Regions from separate parts of the Homo sapiens genome. Here region 1 is linked to region 2. A link is an interaction called in ENCODE POLR2A ChIA-PET data of the cell type or tissue named here. Cell type or tissue: OCI-LY7. All regions are shown on one strand. Each heading gives the region's core, and the rest is flanking DNA. Links, peaks and the distances in the headings are about the cores only. Region 1 overlaps SLX4 (SLX4 structure-specific endonuclease subunit). Region 2 holds the start of C16orf90 (chromosome 16 open reading frame 90).

Evidence for each region. Peaks named below come from ENCODE experiments on the same cell type or tissue, not always from the same donor. Only the 100,000 strongest peaks of a DNase experiment are listed, where the experiment ranks them.
Region 1: POLR2A ChIA-PET joins it to region 2 with 27 read pairs; 4 of 35 experiments call an interaction of 5 or more read pairs at or near these places.

The regions. Positions count from the first base shown.
Region 1 is chr16:3,599,062-3,607,387 of GRCh38, forward strand. SLX4 (SLX4 structure-specific endonuclease subunit) reads right to left here. Exons shown (of 15, transcript NM_032444.4): 3 at 7,413-7,637; 4 at 3,057-3,246; 5 at 1,918-2,130. Among named protein-coding and RNA genes, the nearest start is that of SLX4, 8.4 kb to the right of the region's middle. In OCI-LY7, for the core only: no CTCF peak of the experiment used is centred there; no DNase peak of the experiment used is centred there; H3K4me3 peaks cover 595 bases; H3K27ac peaks cover 746 bases.
Region 2 is chr16:3,492,332-3,500,657 of GRCh38, forward strand. C16orf90 (chromosome 16 open reading frame 90) reads right to left here and starts at 3,158. Exons shown (of 3, transcript NM_001080524.2): 1 at 3,045-3,158; 2 at 2,193-2,546; 3 at 1,153-1,656. The coding sequence starts at 3,090. The coding sequence ends at 1,508. It also overlaps a transcript of CLUAP1 not described here and the pseudogene RPL18P12. RefSeq lists a silencer at 717-926. In OCI-LY7, for the core only: no CTCF peak of the experiment used is centred there; no DNase peak of the experiment used is centred there.

The DNA of each region.
Region 1 (8,326 bases), core at 179-8,178, 110 kb after region 2:
GTATTCTAAAGGCAGACATACTTTATCTGAGCAGGTGCTTTTGGCGTGGTCCTGCCAAGAAAGAAACAATGGCTTAGATGACGTCTATTCTAAGGCCTCAAGGCTTGCACCCCTGCCATGCTAAATACAGATGCGCTCCTCCACCAAGAGAATCCCCTCTGCCCTCTGCCATCTCAGCCCCGAGCCAGCTCAGCTGCCCATGACCTGTGTGCAAAGCAGGGGGCGGGACAAACAGCTATCGCCTTTGGCCTTCCCTTTGCTCCTGACAGCGGTCTCAAACCTGGAGGAGTCAAAGGTCCAAGATGCCTTTGTTCACTATGAACCTGGTGTCAGCTCTAGCGTCCTCAGCAGCAGGGCAGCGTGGAGCAGGGCCAGCCCTCTGGCACTTGTGTGGCTGTGGTTTGCATGCTGAGGACTTGTTTCCTGGCTGTGAGCAAGGCAACTCATTTTAACTTTTAAGCATTAATTCATGCAAGATTTTTAAAAAATAGGGTCCTACACTTCTGTTGCACCAACTTTGTTGTTGTTTTTGTTTGTTTTATGAAGACAGGTTCTTGCCCTGTCGCCCAGGCTGGAGTGCAGTGGTGCAATCACAGCTCATTGCAACCTTGGCCTCCCAGGCTCAAGTGATCCTTCCGCCTCAGCCTCCCACGTAGCTGGGACTACAGGTGTGCAGCACCACAGCCAGCTAATTTTTTAATTTTTTGTAGTGATGGGTCTTGCTATGTAGTCCAGGCTGGCCTTGAACTCCTGGGCTCAAGTGATCCTTCCGCCCTGGCCTCCCAAAGTATTGAGATTACAGGTGTAAGCTACCGTGCCTGGCCAATCACCAAATCTGTGAACTGTGCTGAGTAATCTTATGTTAACAGTGTGAAAACTGGACTGTGCTGAGGTGGAAACCATGCTGTCCAACAACGAAATGGATGGAGTAAAGTGACTACCAAATTCTTAGATGTGGTAAAGCAGTAGTCCCCAACCTTTTTGGTACCAGGAACTGGTTTCATGGAAGACAATTTTTCCATGGGACAGGAGTAGGGGAATGGTTTCAGCATCAAAGCATTCCACCTCAGATCATCAGGCTTTAGATTTTCATAAGGAGAGCTCAACCTAGATTCCATGCATGTGCGGCTCACAACAGGGTTTGTGTTCCTGTGAGTCTAATGCCACCACTGATCTGACAGGAGGCGGAGCTCAGGCAGTAAAGCTTGCCTGCCCGCTGCTCACCTCCTGCTGTGTGGCCAGGTTCCTAACAGGCCACAGACCGGTACTGGTCCGAGGCTGGGGGGTTGGGGACCCCTGCACTAGAGGGTACCGACTGTGGGATCATGGGATTGGAAACTCAGGAAGGACCTTGAGGAAAACAGTGCGAAGATCATTTCTGCACCCCCCTAAAGGGGCAGGTCCAGAGCCTTCCAGAATGCAGATTCTGTCCCCTCCTCACTCCCTTCTAGACTGTGCCCGATTTCCGCCCTAAGTGTTTCATTTCCAGAATCAAAGAGGGCTCTTTTTCCCTCCAACACTATAAAAAGCTTTTTTTTTTTTTTTTTTTTTTTTTTTTTGGAGACAGGATCTCACTCTGTCCAGGCTGGAGTGCAGTGGTACGATCTTGGCTCACTGCAACCTCTACCTTCTGGGTTCAAGTGATTCTCCTGCCTCAGCCTCCCAAGTAGCTGGGACTACAGGCATGTGCCACCATGCTAATTTTTGTATTTTTAGTAGAGACGAGATTGTACCATGTCGGCCAGGCTGGTATCGAACTCCTGATCTAAGGTGATCTGCCCACCTTGGCCTCCCAAAGTGCTGCGATTACAGGTGTGAACTACTGCGTCCAGCCCATAAAAAGCTTTTTTAAATAGAAAAAGCCCTGAGTGCACACAGCATTATTTGGCTTGGTTTTCTTCCTTTTCGTCGACTTACCTGAACATGGGTGGGCTGCTGCTACCCTCAGGCTGTGCTGTCTGCAGCCGCACAGCCTGAAGCAGGAGCTGGGGGCCAACCTCCATCTTCACAGCACACTGCTTCAAGTGACTGGTTCTGCTCTTTAAGGTAAGAAACGGTTTCCCACAAATCGGGCACTCAGGGATCTGAGGCACAGAAGGTCTTAGTGTCTTTTCAGCTTCATCCAAGCACCTGAAGGAAAACAGTCAATACAGGAGAACCACCCTCCCCAGGAATGTGGATTGGAGCAAATGTGGGTCCAGGTCAACACAGACGTGCTGTGGTCAAAGCAAGTTCCCCAAAGCCAATCCCCTCTACACAGCCTGGCTCCGTCTCCCGGCAGTCAGCCCCTAGACACTACACTTAGGTATCTGTCAGCAAAGTTGGCTAAAGAAAGCAAGGAAAGATTAAATGCAGTTACATGATGACTTAGAAATTCCACTCCTAAGTAGAGACCCCAAAGAACTGAAAGCAGGTACCCAAACAAATACATGAAACCCATGTTCACGGCAGCTCTATCCACAATCCCAAAGGGTAGAAATGCTCCAAATGTCCGCCAATGGACGAAAGGATAAACCATGGTCATATTCCTCATCTAAGAATGGGAAAAACACAGTCTAGCCATACAATGAGATACTGCTCAGCCATAAAAAGGAATGAAGCCTGCTCCATGCTACAACATGGATGAACCTCAAAAACAACATATTAAGTCAAAGAAGGCAGACACAAAAGGACAACTGTGCAATTTCAGAATCGGCAAATCCATCCAGACAGAATGTTGATTAGTGGTTGTCAGGGGAGAGAGGGGCAATAGGGAGTGGCTGCCAATGGGTGTGGGGATTCTTTTGGGGGTGATGAAAATAATCCAGAAGTGATTGTGGTGACAGTTGCCCAACTGTGTGAATATCCCAAAAGTAGTGATTTGTTCAGTTTAAATGGGTGAACTATATGTTCTGTGAATTGTATCTCAACGAAGTTATTTTTAAAAAGGGGTAGGTTGACAACAAAGCTGAGGTGCTGTTGTCATGGTAAGGTGTGGAGATCCGCACTCCAGCCCTGGGGTGCTTGGGGATTCTGGTCACATACACGGGAGAGGCGACGGCCCAAGCTGCCCCCACCTGTTCACATGCTGTTCCCTTCGGGTCACGTTCATGGCTGAGAGGTTCTTTTGACAAATCTGGCAGAAGAACAAACCCTTTTCCTCCAGGCTATCATCATGTGCCGATGCTCCTACCCGTGCAAACTCCTGCTGCAGGGTCAAGGCCACCGCAGCGTCGCTCTCTGGGGCAGGGGGCCCAAGCCCATACACTGTGGAGAAGCACCAAAGATCCGTGAGAATAAACTCCAAAGACAAGCTCACCCTCAGACCTCTGCTCTGTCAGCTCCTGCAGACCATGGGGAGCAGGTGGAACGCAAAGAAACCAGAACCCAGCTCCACTCTGCAGGCTGGTGACTTGGACACTGTCCAGTGAGACTGGGCACTAATCAGCACTCCGGGAACAGCCGTCTCCAACTTTAACATGGATATGCATTACCTGGGAAGCTTGTCGACACTCAGATTCAAATTCAAGGGGTCCAGGTGCAGCCTGAGACTCTCCGCATTTCTAGCAGCCTCCAGGCTTGGCGATGCTGGCAGCACAGGACCACTCTGAGTAGCAAGGACCTAAACTTTCCCACTTCTGCTGAAGTTGGCTACCTCGGGCATTGCAAGTTCACAAGGCTCATATTCCAACAAAGCTAGATGTTCTCTTCAAAACTCACCCTTTCCTGCTGACCTTTTACTGCCCATGATAAAACCAGGGCAGAGTGAAATGCCTTTGGCGTTTAAAAGGCAGCATCTCTTACTTAGCATCAGACTCAAGAATGGACTGATTCTGGTCTTGAGATGGCTCCCAGGGTGGCCCATCTGATATTGCTGGAGCAGACCCCTGTCACTCACAAGGGATATGCCCTGAACGCCTCATAAATCCCCAAGTTCTTCATGGCTGTGGCCTACCAGTGCCTGCCACTGAGGCCAGCAAAACAGCACACCTTCATTTTGGTGCCCTGTTTTGTTTGTTTGTTTGTTTTTGAGATGGAGTCTCACACTCTGTCGCCAGGCTGGAGTGCAACGACGCGATCTCAGCTCACTGCAACCTCTGCCTCCCGGGTCCAAGCGATTCTCCTGCCTCAGCCTCCTGAGTAGCTGGGATTACAGGTGCCCACCACACCTGGCTAATTTTTAGTAGAGACAGGGCTTCACCATGTTGGCCAGGGTGGTCCTGAATTCCTGACCTCAGGTGATCTGCCCGCCTTGGCCTCCCCAAAGTGCTGGGATTACAGGCGTGAGCCACCGCGTCCAGCCTGGTTTGGTTTCTTAACAAACAAATGGTTTATCTCTTTCTGAGCACTTGCTGGGTGTGATGTGAAGATACAGAGAGAACTGAGTCAAATGCTGGGCAGGGGCGGAGCTCACACCAGCTGGGTGCCTCCTCTGCAACTCACATGTGCGTCCAGGACTGATGCCTCGGCAGGACATCAAATCACTGCCTGCTGTGGACCCTGGGGTGGCCTGAGACTCCTCCGTGCTACTGCAGTGAAATCTGCAATGCAATGCCAAGATCCTGCATACTTATTAGCTGTAGGTCTGCCGATAATGGTTTCTTCCTATTTCTTTTCCTTTTGTATATTTTCATCAGAGATGAGAATCCATATTGTTTTGGGGATGGAGAACAGGAGCACCTGGCATTATTACGCTTATTGGGCCGGTGCCACACCAAGTACACAGCAGCTATGGGGCACTGTCGCCACCCTGTCTCACCTGCAGCCAATGAGCCTCTAATCTACTCAGAGTGGGGCAACCCAATGGTTAGAGGAAGGAGTTAACGATCCCATAAAGAAATAAATCCAGAAAGTGGGAAATCTTATAATACAATTAGCCTAGCCTCTTCAAAAACTCAGTGTCATAGGGCTGGGTGTGGTGGTTCACACCTGTAATCCTAGCACTTTGGGAGGCTGAGGAGGGCAGATCCCCTGAGCTCAGGAGTTCAAGACCAGCCTGGGCAACATGGTGAAACCCCATTTCTAGTAAAAATACAAAAAAATTAGCCGGGTGTGGTGGTGGGTGCTTGTAATCCCAGCTACTCAGGAGGCCGAGGCACGAGAATAGCTTGAACCTGGGAGGCAGAGGTTGCAGTGAACCGAGATTGTGCCACTGCACTCTAGCCAAGCCTCTGTCAAAAAAAAAAAAAAAAAAAGTCAGTGTCATGGAAAACAAAAGGAAATGGGGGACTATTCTAGAATCTAGACCTTAGGATACTGCTGAGCTACAGCAATATGCAGTGTGTGAACTTACTGAATCCTTGTTCAGAAAAAAAAGAAACCAGCTACAAAAAATAACCTTGAGACAACCAGGGAAATTTGAGTTTGAACTGGACGCCAGGCACTATTATGGAATTAAGCGTGCTAATGGTATTGTGGTTATGCAGCAGAATCTAGGGGTAAAGGATCCTAATGTCTATAATTTACCTTCAGATAATATGGAAGAAAAATATGTACGCTTGGCTAGGCACGGTGGCTCACGTCTGTAATCCCAGCACTTTGGGAGACTGAGGTGGACAGATCACAAGGTCAGGAGTTCCAGAACAGCCTGGCCGGCATGGTGAAACCCCAACTCTACTAAAAATACAAAAATTAGCTGGACGTGGTGGTGCATGCCTGTAGTCCCAGCTTCCTGGAAGCTGAGGCAGGAGAATGGCTTGAACCCAGGAGGTGGAGTTTGCAGTGAGCCGAGATTGCGCCACTGCACCCCAACCTGGGAGACAGACCAAGACTCCATCTCAAAAAAAAAAAAAAATGTATATTTATAAAGACATAAACAAATGGCCAAATGTTAACATTTGTTAAATCTAGATTGAGGTATAGGGGATTAGGGGATTCATTGTAATTTTTTTTTTTTTTTTTTTGAGACAGGGTCTCACTCTGTTGCCCTGGAGTGCAATGATGCAATCACAGCTCACTGCAGCTCAACGTCCTGGGCTCAAGCAATCCTCCCACCTCAGCCTCCCGAGTAGCTGGGACTACAGTTGTGCACCATCATGCCCAGCTAATTAAAAAAAAATTTTTTTTTGAGTCAGAGTCTTGCTCTGTTGCCCAGGCTGGAGTGCAGTGGTGCAATCTCGGCTCACTGCAAGCTCTGTCTCCCAGGTTCACGCCATTCTCCTGCCTCAGCCTCCCGAGTAGCTGGGACTACAGGCACCCACCACCATACCTTGCTAATTTTTTGTATTTTTCATAGAGATGGGGTTTCACTGTGTTAGCCAGGATGGTCTCAATCTCCTGACCTTGTGATCTGCGCACCTCGGCCTCCCAAAGTGCTGGCATTACAGGCGTGAGCCACCACGCCTGGCCCCTAAAATTTTTTTGTAGAGATGGGGGTCTCACTATGTTGTCCAGGCTGGTCTCGAACTTGTGACCTCAAGTAGTCCTCCTGCCTTGGCCTCCCAAAGTTTTGGGATTATAGGCATGAGCCATCATGCCTGGCTTCATTGTAATTAAAACAACAACAACAAAAAAACCTTTTCTGAAAGGAAGAGTTCTTTGTGAATACTGAGGGTTATCTTTTTAAAAGGAAAAAACTGAAAGGGAAAGCTTTCATAATAAAAAGTCATAATTTTTAAAAAAAGGAGGCCAGGCACAGTGGCTCACGCCTGTAATCCCAGCACTTTGGGAGGCCAAGGCGGGTGGATCACGAGGTCAGGAGATCGAGACCATCCTGGCTAACAAGGTGAAACCTTGTCTCTACTAAAAATACAAAAAATTAGCCAGGCGTGGTGGTGGGAGCCTGTAGTCCCAGCTACTCGGGAGGCTGAGGCAGGAGAATGGCGTGAACCTGGGAGGTGGAGCTTGCAGTGAGCTAATATCGTGCCACTGCACTCCAGCCTGGGTGACGGAGCGAGACTCCATCTCAAAAAAAAAAAAAAAAAAAAAAAAGGAAGAGGGCCAGGTGCAATGGTTCACGCCTGTAATCCCAGCACTTTGGGGAGCTGAGGTAGGCAGATCACTTGAGGTCAGGAGTTCGAGACCAGCCTGGCCAACTTGGCGAAACCCTGTCTCTACTAAAAATACAAAAATTGGCCAGGTGTGGTGGCACACGTCTGTAATCCCACTGGCTGGGGCAAGATAATTGCTTGAACCTGGGAGGCGGAGGTTGCAGTGAGCTGAGATCATGTCACTGCACTCCAGCCTGGGTGACAGAGCAAGGCTCTGTCTCAGAAAAAAAAACAAAACGGTACCTTATCAAGGAAGCTAGGTGGGAAATGATCCCAGAGACTCTTCATTCTCTGGCTGGATCCAGTGAAGTGGCAAAGGTAAAACATCAAGCAGAGAGCCTATCCACAGAAGAAACTCAACAAATGCTGATTCCTTCCCGCCTCCCTTCCTCAGAGTTGTATTAACTTATCTCTGTGTGGAAGACAGAAACACACTCATCATACCATTCCCCGCCATCATCTCCTCTTGAGGATCCTTTGGGACATTTTCTTCCCGCGCAGCCTCGAGGGAGCACTCTTCTGAAGCGTGTCTCAAACGCTCGGGGTCTGCTCTCTTGAACTGCTGCATTCGCTGTAGGACCAATTGTGCTGTGCGGGGTTTGGAGGGACTTGGCACTGCTGTTGTCAAACAGGAAGGAGGAGGCTGGGAGTCGCTGTTGGGCACATTCTCTGGCAAGGAGGAAAATATTCACAACCATCTGTTGTAGCTGGAGAAATAAAAGACTTTTCTACCAGATACAGGTTAGACGCAAGTTTCAAGAGTCCTTTATCAACTAGTTTAGGTTTGACTCACAAATGTGAAGAGGACTGGTTGCTTGTTGGTAACCTCTTTGTTTATGGCAATATAGACATAAATATCAATAACAGGAGGGGAATGGGATGTGACTGCTAATGAGCATGGGGTTTATTTTTAGGATGATAAAACTGTTCTAACGTTAGGTAGTGGTGGTGGTTGGACAAGTCTGTGAATATACTAAAAACCACTGAACCATACCCTTTTAAATGGTGAATTTTATGGAATATCAATTATACCCCAATAAAGCTATTATTAAAGAAATATTAATGACAAAGGTTTATGTCCTAGATCAGTTCTTCTTTAACTTGGGATCCACGGATGATCTTCAGTGGGGATCCATGAACCCCATGAAGTTGTGTGCCAGTTTTGCAGATACGCGCATGGATACGTGTTTTGGGGGAACCATGCATAGATTTCATCCGACTGGCAAAGAGCACGAGAGACCAGTAAAGTTGGTGAGGCAACACTGCTGATGCCTTCCAGTAGTCTATGCGACCTGAGACTCTACCACCACTCTACTGAGAGGTTATTAAGATCAGGAAGTGAGGGCAAAGGAAATTTA
Region 2 (8,326 bases), core at 110-8,109:
GGTGGCCAGAGATGCTGCTTAACATCCTACATGCACAGGACAGCCTCCATCCCAAAGAAAGATCCCATCCCAAACATCAACAGAGTCGAGTGGAGACACCCCGGCACAGAGGAAGCCCACACCTGGGTGCGCAGAGTCTGGTCCGGCTGGGAGGAGAAGGGCTGTGCTCATCCTGCCCAGAGGGACCTGGGAGCTGGGGTCCCGCGGAGCAGTGACCTCACCTGGTAGGGGGCAGGTGGGGCCGAGGTCCACATCCCTGCCTCTGCTGCTGTCCTCCCTGGTGCCCTCCCTGACCCCGCCCTGCCTTCCTTCATCCGCTGCGCCCTCCACCCACAATGCCATGGCCTGCATTTAGGATCCTCCTGAGGCAGGAGGATCACTTGAGCTCAGGAGTTTGAGACCAGCCTGGGCAACAGCAGGACCCCCTCCCCCCAACTCTTAAAACAACAGAAAATTAGGCCGGGCACGGCGGCTCACGCCTGTAATCCCAGCACTTTGGGAGGCTGAGGTCAGGAGATGGAGATCATCTTGGCTAACACGGTGAAACCCCGTCTCTACTAAAAAAATACAAATAAATTAGCCGGGCGCGGTGGCGGGCGCCTATAGTCCCAGCTACTCGGGAGGCTGAGGCAGGAGAATGGCGTGAACCTGGGAGTTGGAGCTTGAAGTGAGCCGAGATTGCACCACTGCACTCCAGCCTGGGCCACAGAGCAAGACTCCGTCTCAAAAAAAAAAAAAAAAAAAAGACAGTCTGTAACTCAGCCACAGACAGCCGTAGCCAGGATCTCACCCCTGAGAAGGACATCTGCTGCAGCCACATGCTGGCCCCAAAGAAAACTGGCTCTAAATTGGCCTCTAGACAGTTCTAGACTGCATCTCAAAAAAAAAAAGAAAAGAAAATTAGCCAGGCATGGTGGCTGAAAAGGTGGGCTGTTGAGCCCCTACCCACCCTATGGAGCCAAGCTCAGCAGTGTCTCATCCAGGAAGCTCTCACAGACAAGTATGGTGTTCCCACAGGCCCTTGCCCTAGCTCACGCCTCTCATGCCCTGGCAACTAAGAGTGGGGGCGCGGCAGACCCATCCCTGGAGAGACACAGGACTGTTTTTCTCACCAAACTGGCCTGATGACAGACAGGCAGATGGACAAGAACGTGCAGGCCTTGGCTTTTATTGAGATCAGAGCTGTGGGCTCCCCGGCCTCTCAGGGAGGCGGTGGCGGGGGGGCCTGATTCTGCACTCAGCCCGGCCTCCCAGGTACAAGTGGCTGACTGGAGTCTAAGCAGGCTGCAAGGGCACGGCCATGCTTCTATTGCTTCTGCCCCTCCCTCGGAACCTCCTCCTCCTCCCTCTCCCCATCACATTCTCCCGAGGCCCAGGCCTGGGCGCTGGGCCGCTGCCTGGGCCACCCCATGTGGCAGGGCCACTGCCGGGGGCCGAGCCCCTCCTGCTCAGGCTGCCTCCTCGGCCATCCTGCCCCTCCTGTACCCAGTCCTGGCACTCGGGATCCCTATGGCCTCTCCAGGGCCCCAGAGCGGGTTCTCTTGCACAAGGGACACATGGCCTCTTCCCAGGTCCCCCAGGACCTCTTGGGCCTGAGCCTAGAAGGACTAGGCTGGGGGAGGGCACCCTTGTCTGGGTCCATGCTGGAACTGGAAGCTGAGGAAAGAGGAGAGAAAGGAGTCACTTGAGGGACCCAAGGGGAGGCTGGGGGGGAGGCTGGCAGCCCACCCTGGGGTTTCCAGAATCCGATATTCTTGAAAACAGAAGGGAGGAGGGCAATGCTTCCTCCTTAACAGAATCCCCAGGGGAGGGAGGAGGTTGAGGGAACAGAATGGTTCAAGCTGGAAGGACCCTCATCTAACCTGAACCCTCATTTTACAAGTGAGAAAACTGAGGCCCAGCAAGGGAGACAGATTCCAAGGCCCCTCACCGAGTGTGGAGCTGGGGCAGTCACCCAGCCCTCCCTCCCAGATCCTCCCTTTTTCTCGCACCGCTTTGTCCCTGGTGGATTCTCCAGACCCCGCTTAGCTGTGCGTGATGCAGAGATGGGGACAGATTCATCAAGATCTTGGCCTTCTGGGGCATGGTGCCACTGTGGAGGCTTGGGAGTGGAGAAGGGCCCGCCTGAGGCCCCAGCCCAACCATCCCCTAGGGTCTTCCCCCGTGCCCAGTCCTGCCTTGACAGAGCTCACCACTGCTTCCCAGGCTGTCCCTGGGCAATCGGGCTTCCAGAAGGGCTGAACAGAGGCTGTTACGTGGGCCCAGAGTCCCCTGTGGCAGGTCCAGGGCCCAGGCTGTGCCCTCAGGCTGTGGCAGGCAGCCCCCAGCCATAAGCCGGCCCAGCCAGTGGCTCTCACACTGGCCAGTGGGTGGCGGGTGGCTCTCCAGGTAGAGGCCCAGGCCCCGGAGGTGGCGCAGCCGGAAGTTCTTGGGCTTGCTTCCCTGGGCACTGGGGCACTGCGGCTGCGGGGACCCCAGGCCCCCCTCGTAGATGTTGGGGGGTGCGTCAGGGTGGCCGGGGCGTCCTTGGGCCTGGCTCACTGCATCTGCAGAGGAGACAGCGGGAGGGTGGTGGCCAGCCCCCCACAGCAGCCATGAGGGGAGGGTGCAGTCACATACCTCTGAGACCAGCTCACATGATGGGCTACACCCCCAGCCAACCTGGCCTCAGTTTACCTGTGTGTCAAATAGTCTCAGTCCACTGCCTCCCCTGCCCATGCCCAAGACACGACTCCTCTTCCCACTCCCAACCAACAGGGAGGCCTGGGAAGCCTCGGGCCTTGGTACTAAGAGTGCTTTCAGGACCTCAAGTCCTTTCTACTACCCTGTTCTGCCCGCTACCCTAGGAAGAGTATTCTGGTCCCCACAGAGAAATTGCACAGTGGGTTTGAGAGAAAGTGGCCAGCCCAGGGGCTCATGGCCTGGCCCAGTGGCCATTCCCCTCTCCCAAGCATACATGTCCCTGAGGCCACCCCTCGGCTTTGGGCCCAGGTGGGGACAGAAGCCTATCTCTCTTCCTGCCACTCCTCCCCACAGCCCGGCACCTTCTCTTATGTGCAGCTCAGAAAATGCACAGACCAAGGCTTCCATGGAGGGCCAGTGTGGTGGGGAGGAGCAACCAGGACTTGGGTGCAGCAGGGCCCTGCTCTCCCCTGCCTAGGGGGTACATTGGCAGGTCTCCCCTGGCAACTGGTTCTTATGACATCACGGGGAAGACTCCCAGCCTTCCTGGACCCCTAGTTTGGGAGAGGACAGTGCCCAAGGCAAGGGCAGGGTGAAAGAAAGGCATGGGAAGGGGCCAGAACCCTGGGGGAAGTCCCTGGTCCCTCTGGCTGGGGTCAGGCCACATAAAACAGACAGCTCTGGCAAACTGGAGAGTCCTTCTCTCAGGTGATCTCTTGGGGCCAGCTTCCTCATCTGGGGTGGGAAATGAGGGTTCAGGAGTACAGACCTAGGAAGACCTAGGTCGGTACTTTGAAAATGCTGAAAAGGGGCTGGGGGCGGTGGCTCATGCCTGTAATCCCAGCACTGTGGGAGGCCGAGGCAGGCTGATCAGTTGAGGTCTGTGGGAGGCCGGGGTGGGCGGATCATGAGGTCAGGAGATCGAGACCATCCTGGCTAACACGGTGAAACCCCGTCTCTACTAAAAATACAAAAAAATTAGCCGGGCGTCGTGGCGGGAGCCTGTAGTCCCAGTTACTCAGGAGGCTGAGGCAGGAGAATGGCGTGAACCCGGGAGGCGAAGCTTGCAGTGAGCCCAGATCGCGCCACTGCACTCCAGCCTGGGCTGCAGAGCGAGACTCCGTCTCAAAAAAAAAAAAAAGTTAAACATTCATCTTTCCGGACCTGGCCAAGCAGGAAGCGCCATCATGGGAGCTGACGTCCGCCACAAGAAGGACCTAAAGGTTCGGCGCAAAGAGCCCAAGAGCCAGGATATCTAACTGAGGCTGTTTGTTGGTCAAGCTGTACAGGTTACCGTCCAGACGAACTAACTCCACATTCAACCAGGTTGTGCTGAAGAGGTTGTTTATGAGTCGCACCAACCGGCCACCTCTGTCCGTTTCCCGGATGATCCGGAAGATGAAGCTTCCTGGCTGGGAAAACAAAACGGCCGTGGTTGTGGGGACGCTTAACGGATGACGCGAGGGTTCAGGAGGTGCCCAAACTTAAGGTGTGTGCGCTGCCCGTGACCAGCCGGCCCACAGCGGCATCCTCAGGGTGGGGGCCAAGATCCTGACTTTCGATCAGCTGGCCCTGGACTCCCTCAAGGACGGCGGCCCCGTCCTACTCTCCGGTCTTCGCAAGGGCCGACAGGTGTACCGGCATTTCGGCAAGGCCCTGGGAACCCCACACAGCCACACCAAACGCTATTTCCGCTCCAGGGACCAGAAGTTCGAGCGCGCCAGAGGCCTACGGGCCAGCCGAGGCTACAAAAACGAACCCTCTTATTAAAAAGATTTTGGATGCTGACAAAAAAACAAAAAGTTAAAACATTCAATTTTCTCTTGTCACAGACGACCTGATTTTTCTTTTTTTCTTTTCTTTTTTTTTTTTTTTAAGATGGAGTCTCACTTTGGCGCCCAGGCTGGAGTGCAGTGGCGCGATCTCGGTTCACTGCAACCTCCGCCTCCCGAGTTCAAGAGCTTCTCCTGCCTCGGCCTCCCCAGCAGGTGGGATTACAGGCACCCACCACCACGCCCAACGGATCTTTGTATTTTTAGTAGAGACAGGCTTTCGCCATGTTGGCCAGGCTGGTCTCAAACTCCTGACGTCAGGTGATCCGCCCACCTCGGCCTCCCAAAGTGCTGGGATTACAGGCATGACCCACCGCGCCCAGCAACCTGATCTTGTATGTAGGAAATATTAAATAATTCATACTTGAAAAAAAAAAATCCTGAACCTAGTAGAGCTTTTTCAGAGCTAATGAAGTTCAGAAAAATCTCAAGTCATAAAATCACCACACAAAAATTAATTGTATTTCTAGATACTAGCAAAGAATAAAAAGAATAAAATAGGAATACATTTAACCAAGGAGGTATAAGACAACTCTGAATACTATAAAACATTGCTGAGAGAATCTAAAGACTTAAATAAATTGGAAAGCATCACATGTTCATGGACTGAAGACTTAATATTGTTAAGATAGCAACACTCCCCAAAGTGCTCAGTACAATTCTTATCAAAATCAAAATGGCCTTCATGTAGTGTATTAGGCTTCTCCAGAGAAATATAGTCAGCAGAATGTATATAGATATTTACAGAGAAAATATTTATTAGAGGATAAATAAATCTCCTTATATAATTTTTTCTGAGATAGGGCCTTGCTCCATTGCCCAGGCTGAAGTACAGTGACATGATCACGGCTCACTGCAACCTCAACTTACCAGGCTCAGGCAATCCTCCCACCTTAGCCTCCCAAGTAGCTGGGACTACAGGTGTGCACCACCAGGCCTGGCTAATTTTTTAATTTATTTTCATTTTTTAATTTTTAATTTTTTAAATTTTTGCTGATGGAGATCTCACCATGTTGCCCAGAGCTAGTCTTGAACTCCTGGGCTCAAGTGATCCTCCTGCCTCCACCTCCCAAAGTGCTGGGGTGATAGGTGTGAGCCGCCGTGCCCAGCCAAGAGAAGATTTATTAGGGATATTGGCTTATGTGATTATCCGGGCTGAGAAGTCGCACAATATGCTGCCTGCAAGCTGGAGAACCAGGAAAACTGGTGCTGTAATTAAGTCTGGGTTCAAAAGCATGAGAATCTGGGTAGGGGTGGGGGTGAGGGCTGGTGTAAGTCCTGGTGTCCAGAAGTCCAAGAACCAGGAGCTCCAATGTCCAAGGGCACGGGAAGAAGGATGTCCCAGCCCATGAAGAGAGTGTGAATTCACCCCTCCTCTGCATTTTTGTCATAATTGGGCACCCAGCAGATTGGATGATGCCCACCACACTGGTGAGGGCAATCTTCTTTTTTTTTACTCAGTCTAGCAATTCAAATGCTAATCTCTTCTGGAAACGCTTACACAAGCACACTGAAAAATAATGTTTTACCAGCTATCAGGCATCCCAGTCAAGTTGACACACAAAATTAAGCATCACAAGCAGAAATGGAAAAGCTAATCCTAAAATTCATGTGAAATTACAAGGGAGCCCAAATAACCACAACAATCTTGGAAAAGCAAATCTTCAGAAATCAGAAACACGGCTGGGCATGGTGGCTCACACCTGTAATCCCAGCACTTTGGGACACTCAGGTGGTCAGATCACCTGAGGTCAAGAGTTTGTGACCAGCCTGGCCAACATAGGCGGGCGGATCATGAGGTCGGGAGATCCAGACCATCCTGGCAAACACGGTGAAAGCCCGTCTCTACTAAAAATACAAAAAAATTAGCCGGGTGTGGTGGTGGGCGCCTGTAGTCCCAGCTACTTGGGAGGCCGAGGCAGGAGAATGGCGTAAACCCAGGAGGCAGAGCTTGCAGTGAGCCGAGATCGCACCACTGGCACTCCAGACTGGGTAACAGAGCGAGACTCCATCTCAAAAAACAAACAAACAAACAAACAAACAACAACAACAAAAAAAAGTGAAAAGACAACCTATGAAATGGAAGAAAATATTGGCAAATCATATATCTGATAAGGGTCTCATAGGCAGAATATATAAAGAACACTTACAATTCAAAAACAAAAGGATGTTCAACCCAATTTTGAAATGGGCAAAGAAAATGAATAGACATTTTTCCAATGGAAATATACAAATGGTCATCAAACACGTAAAAAGATGTTCAACATCTTTAATCATCAGGGAAATGCAGGCCGCGTGCGGTGACTCACGCCAACATGGCGAAACTCCGTCTCTACCCAAAATACAAAAATTAGCTGGGCGCGGTGGCGCGCGTCTGTAATCCCAGCTCCTCCGGAGGCTGAGGCAGGAAAATCGCTTGAACCCTGGAGGCGGAGGTTTCAGTGAGCCGAGATTGTGCCACTGCACTCCAGCCTGGGCAACAAGAGCAAGAGTCCATCTCAAAAAAAAAAGTTCAAGTTGATCAACATCCTTTCAAGCCCTTGGCATTGTCAAGAGTTTTTTGTTGTTTTAGCCATTTTATCTAGATTTAATTTTTAGGTTTTTAACGTGTTACCTGATATTTTAGCCAGTTTAATAACTTCATAGTGATATCTCATTGTGGTTTTAATATGCACTTCTCTAATAATAGCCTTGATCATCTCTTCATTTGCATATTAGCCATCCATATATCTTCTTTTGTGAAGTAGCTTTTAAAATGTTTTCTCCATTCTCTAATTAGACTGTTTCTCATTATTGAGTGTTGAGAGTTCTTGATACATTCTGGATACACGTCTCTTTATCAGATATGTGTTTTGTGCATATTTTCTTCTAGACTGTGGCTTATCTTTTGTTTTTCTTAATAACACGTGAAGCAACATTTATGGGAGGCCATTGTTTTGGAGCGAGCTCCTGCACAAGGTACCAACGGACCAGACCAAACCAGAATGGAATCGCTAGTGCAAGGTGCCACGTAATCAATGCGAACTTAGAGACAGGCCAGTCTGCCAAAACACAGAAGATTCACTGCAACCAACAAAAGGGGCCCTGTCCACCTAGGCTGGCATAAGGAAGCCCCCTCTGCTTTAACCCAAAGAAATGCATCTGAAATAACCTGATGCCAACCAATCGCTTTGTGCACTACGCTGTTTCCTTGTTCCTGCTCAAGCTACCTTACAAAACCCGGCTGCTGTGCCACGCCTGGCGGGGCATCTCCCCATTTCACACGTGGAGGCCGCCCCTTCCTGCCGTCTCCTCGCGCCCCCATGCAGAGGCTAGGGCTGCCGGGACCCGCGCGGCGCGAGCGGCTCAGGGCCCCTTTCCGGCCTGTTGTGCAGCCCGAGCCGTCTGCGCGTGCGCGAGACCGAGGCCTGGCCTGCCTCTGGGCGCCCACAGTGATCCCGTCCTCCGCTCGGCAACCAGATTCCGACGAGGAGCGCGCTGTGCCTCGGACGGGGGAAGGCGGGCTTCCTGAGTATAGTGCATTTTTTTTTTTTTTTTTTTTTTGAGACAGAGTCTCGCTCTGTCGCCAGGCCGAAGGGCAGTGGCGCGATCTCGGCTCACTGCAACCTCTGCCTGCCGGGTTCAAGTAATTCTTCTGCCTCAGCCTCCCGAGTAGCTGGGATTACAGGTGTGCGCCACCACGCTTGGCAAATTTTTGTATTTTTTGGTAGAGACGGGGTTTCGCCATGTTGGCCAGGCTGGTCTCGAACTCCTGACCTCAAGTGATCCGCCCGCCTCGGCATCCCAAAGTGCTGGGATTGTAGGCGTGAGCC